Regions from separate parts of the Homo sapiens genome. Here region 1 is linked to region 2. A link is an interaction called in ENCODE POLR2A ChIA-PET data of the cell type or tissue named here. Cell type or tissue: A673. All regions are shown on one strand. Region 1 overlaps IMMT (inner membrane mitochondrial protein). Region 2 holds the start of LOC124907852 (a long non-coding RNA gene).

Region 1 (2,500 bases), 86 kb after region 2:
TAGAGTAAAATCTTCCTCATACTTCTTTCCCCAGCCACCCCATGCTTGCCATAGGCAACTGACACTGTCAGTTTCTTATTTATCCAGAGACATTTTATGTATATTTATTCAAATGTGCATATTCTCCTGACTTTCCCCACCTTTACACAAATGATACCATAATATACACGCAATTCTCTATTAAAGTTCAAGGATATATATTTTAAATCACTGTATATCAGTACGTGAAAAGCTTCCCAAGGGATTTCATGATTTGGTATTCCATTGTTACTTAATGTTTAATTGTTAACCAGCCCCTATTGAGGGACACTGAGGTTTTTTCTAAATTTTTGTTAAAATAAATAATGCTACCTGAGTAACACTGTATACACAATTTTGGGTCTATTCTTAAAAGTAAAATTTGCCACGTTGATTAATACTGCCAAATTAGCCAAACTGCCCTCTAGTAATATGAAAGTATGTTTTCCCACATTTTCTCCAACACACTGTATTGTATCATTTTTTTTTCATCATTGACAATCTGAGGGGTGAAAATACAGAAATAGAGTGTTTCAAGCATATAAATAATTTTTTTTTTAAGAGACTGAGTCTTGCTCTGTTGCCAAGGTTGTGGAATGCAGTGGTATGATCATAGCTCACTGTAACCTCTAACTCCTGGGCTCAAGTGATCCTCCAGCCTCAGCCCCCTGAGTAGCTGGGACTACAGGCACATGCCCACCATACCCAGCTAATATTTTTGTTCTTGTTTTTTATAGAGCCAGGTCTGCTATGTTACCCAAGCTAGTTTTGAACTCATGGCCTCAAGCAATCCTCCTACCTTGGCCTCTCAAAGCACTGAGTAATTTTTATTTACATAATTTATATATTAATACGTTTGTTATTGTTAATATAATAATTATAATTACACTGCTATTTAATACCACTAAGTTTAGGGTGGTCTGTTACACAGCTACAGATAACCAAACATATGTTTATACCTAGAAGAGGGGTGCTACTGCAACAAAACATAAACACGAGGTCATGACTTTGGGACTGGTGTTGGGGGCGGCAGAAGCTGAAGAACCTTGAAGAGACTGTGAGCAGAAGCCTAATGGCCTTCCAGAGCCTGTTGGTGAGGGCTTAAAGAAAAGCAAAAAAAAAAAAAAATTTTGGAACCTGGAGGAAAAGATATTCTTGTTATGTAGTGACAGAAGTTTATCAAAACTGTCATCTGTAATGACAGACATGGAAAATAGAAAATTAAGTATAGCTGTAGCTACACCTAATGAACTGACGTACTTGGCTAAAGAGTTCCAAGTAGGCCAGGCGCGATGGCTTACGCCTGTAATCCCAGCACTTTGGGAGGCCGAAGCGGGCGGATCACAAGGTCAGGAGATTGAGACCATCCTGCTGAACATGGTGAAACCCCGTCTCTACTAAAAATACAGAAAATTAGCCGGGCGTGGCAGTGTGCGCCTGTAGTCCCAGCTACTCGGGAGGCTGAGGCAGCATGAACCCGGGAGGCAGAGCTTGCAGTGAGCCGAGATTGCGCCAGCCTGGGTGACAGAGCCAGACTCTGTCTTAAAAAAAAAAAAACAAAAGAGTTCCAAGTATAGTGTTCATCACAAGCGCTAACTGGTTTCTTTTAGCTGAGTATGATAAGGACAGAGATAAGCATTAAAAAACAAAACAAAAACCTGTTTTGCTTTCAAGCAAAATTTAAAGGAAATATAAAAGAGTCAGGATTTGGTGGGTTCAAAAATAAAACTGCTTATTGTTTTCAAATAGATTCTCAAATAGAGAAGGGCTTCAAGCCAAAGATCAAATCTAGTGTGTGACCAAAAGATACTTTGAGATCTCAAAAAGATCTAAGGAGGTGCCCCTCAGAGAGTCTTTTTACCTTGAGGAAAAGGCCCTCTAAGAATCATAAGGATGTGTTTCCCAGATTCTATTGAATCAATAAGGTTACTCAGAACATTAAAGGTGTTACCTACAGCAGCCTCACAGGAAGCCCAAAATGGAGAAGGGCTTATCTTGATAAGATGTGTATCATGCATCTAATGAAGAAAATCCCATTAAGATTCACAGGAAACCCACAAACTTGTTGAGAATTGTGTCAATAAAAAACATGCTGGCTTATATTTAAAGTGAAAAAGAGGACAAAATGAAAAGAAGCTTCTAGACAAACTTCTACAGACAGGAAGTAGGCTGTGAAACAATTCAGCTGTAACAGACAACATATTCTGGAAACGGAAGAATAATTCAAGTGTAAAACCAGGAGCCCAAAGGGTAGAACCAAGAGCTGAGGAGAATCATTCCCAAGCAGTAGGACTGAGCTCTCATCAAGGAATTAGAAACATAGGGCCAGCTGAATTTTACACTTGTTATGGAATGGTGACTGCTGTGTGCCTCTTAGTTTCTGCCTTTTTGAATAGGAGTGTCTAGAGTGATTATCCTGTGTCTGTCATACCACCATATGCTGAATGTATGGGGAGCAGATAATTTGTCTCTTTAGTTTACA
Region 2 (2,500 bases):
CATATGTGGAAGCCAAAAATAAAGTTGATCTCATAGAAGTAAAAGTAGAATAGAGAATACTAGAGGCTGAGTAGGGTAGGGAAAGGAGGGGAACAGGAAGAGATTTGTTAAAGGAGATAAAATTACAATTAGACAGGAGGAATAAATTCTAGTGTTCTACACCATTATAGGATGACCATAGCTAACAATAATATAGTTTCAAACAGCTAGAAGGAGAATATTGCATGTTCGCAACACAAAGAAATGATAAATGTTTGAGAGAACTGATATGCTAATTATCCTGATCTGATCACTATACACTGTCTGTATCACACCATCACTATGTACCCCATAAAATATGTGTAAATATTATGTGTTAATACAAAAAAAGACCAAAAAAACCAAATACAAGAAGTAAACAAAGTAAGCATTACCAATAGGTGAACAACCTGACATATGCCTCCTAAAATGATGCAATACAAAGTACCCTGTATCATGTAGGTTGTATTCTTGCCAAAATGTGAATCTAATTACAAGAAATAATCGGACAATCTAAAATGTAAGAAATCCTATAAGACAACTGGCTTTGAGTCTCCAAAAAAGTTGGTATCATGAAAAAGAATTTTCTACATTACAATGTTCTACTTTAAGACAGATCAAAGAGATGTAACAATCAAAAGCAATGTCTTTTGATTGAATAAACCTTGATTGAATCCTTGGTCCAGAAAATCAGCAAAAGCTCATAAATGGATTAAATGGTATTTCACTATTGTTTCTATGAACATTTCTTTTATTATTCTTATAGCTTCCTGTTTTCACACTCAGCTATTGGTATCCAGTTATAAGATATAAAGATCAAACGTTCTGATGACTATCGGCATGGTAACTAGGACAACATACAAGCATCTCTTGTTCCCCACACCACTTTGCCTTTTCTGATTTCTGTGACCACCACTACCCACCTACCCTGTTCAGAATTCTCTCAAGCTCGTAGACTGCTTGTAGGGCCCCGACTTCCAGAACCCTCAGCTGGCAGAGTAAGAGGTGAATCACGGCCCGGGGACAAGTCAGCATGTGGCAGTTTAAACAAGAGCCCCGAAGCAGCAGGTACAGCTTCTGAAGAGAGGGAATAAAAACAAACAGGATATTAGAAAGAGACACAGTAGCCATGGTGATTTTCGGTATACTCACAAGTTTCTTTATGTAGTCAGTCTATTCCTTTAAAAACTCTACTTCAGCCTACATGCTTAGAAAGGCCTTTGTTATCTTAAGAACCAGATAAATATTACCCTCTATTTTCTTTTAAGGTTTTATTTTAATCCATTTAGATTTGAAATTTACTTTGGGCGTACAACCTGAGGTAGAAAAATATCTTTATTTTATTCCAAGATTTAATTAAGAGACTTCTCAGCCAGGTGCGGTGGCTCATGCCCGTAATCCCAGCATTTTGGGAGGCCAAGGTGGGCAGATCACTTGAGGCCAGTTACTTGAGGCCAGGAGTTTGAGACCAGCCTGGCCAACATGATGAACCTGTCTCCCGTAATTTTTGTAAAAATACAAAAATTAGCTGGGCATGGTGGTGCGTGCCTGTAATCCCAGCTACTAGGGAGGCTGAGGCACAAGAATCACTTGAATCCAGGAGGCAGAGGTTACAGTGAGCCAAGATCGTGCCACTGCACTCCAGCCTGGGAGACGGAATGAGACACTGTCTTAAAAAAAAAAAAAAAAGACACTTCTCTTTAACACGATTAACAGACAAAAATCATGTCCATGTATACCAACATATGTGTAGCTTAAAAAAAAAAATCCTGGAGGTGAGGTTAGCTGAAATAAAAAGCTGAAAATGTACCAGCATGACTCTAAACAGGAGCTTCATTCTGACCTCACTGTTGGGCTTTCTGGGGCTTTGCTTCTCCTGCCACCACACAAGTGCCTATAGAGACACCTGAAGGGCTCAGGGAGACCCTGAGAACACTGAAGTTCTCTCTATTACCAGGCAGGTGCCACTGAGATTTCTGAAGAGCACAAAGCCCCTGCAACAAAAGGTGTAGGGAATGAATCTGAACTCTCCCCGACCCTCCACGCAAACGGAATCAGGCTGTGGCTCTATTCAACTGGAATCAAACTGATATTCATTTATTTAGGGCCACAGGGTAAGTTGAAGTTATTGTATTTGGCTCAAAACTTCAAAATCTCATTCTACAGAATGCTTTCATTGGAGTGCCTGGGGCTTAACCTCCTTAGACCACTCTTGTGGGAGAGAGGCAGCACTCACAAATCCCACCAGCAGCCCGGAGACCCACACAACTAAGGCAGCACTTACATCGAAGAGGAGAGGGTTATACACTGTGAGTGGGAGCTCAATGTGGCCCAGGTGCCCAGAACAGTTGCTGAAGTCCTGCACGCAGGTGGAGCACACCTCTTTGGAATCTGCAGGGCCCAAAGCTAAATCGTACAGGCCGTTTGCCGATGGGTTCCCCAGGCTGTCCAGGTATCGAGGGTTCGTAATGGATTTAACACT

What was found. ChIA-PET counts read pairs that join two places held together with the same protein. Peaks named below come from ENCODE experiments on the same cell type or tissue, not always from the same donor. Only the 100,000 strongest peaks of a DNase experiment are listed, where the experiment ranks them.
Region 1: POLR2A ChIA-PET joins it to region 2 with 6 read pairs; 22 of 35 experiments call an interaction of 5 or more read pairs at or near these places.

The regions. Positions count from the first base shown.
Region 1 is chr2:86,183,608-86,186,107 of GRCh38, forward strand. All of the region lies in intron 1 of IMMT (inner membrane mitochondrial protein), which reads right to left. Among named protein-coding and RNA genes, the nearest start is that of MIR4779, 8.2 kb to the right of the region's middle. In A673, no CTCF peak of the experiment used is centred here; no DNase peak of the experiment used is centred here; H3K4me3 peaks cover 366 bases; H3K27ac peaks cover 1,500 bases.
Region 2 is chr2:86,097,666-86,100,165 of GRCh38, forward strand. It overlaps POLR1A (RNA polymerase I subunit A), which reads right to left. Exons shown (of 34, transcript NM_015425.6): 2 at 2,303-2,500; 3 at 946-1,095. LOC124907852 (a long non-coding RNA gene) reads left to right here and starts at 2,058. Exons shown (of 2, transcript XR_007087121.1): 1 at 2,058-2,132. In A673, no CTCF peak of the experiment used is centred here; no DNase peak of the experiment used is centred here.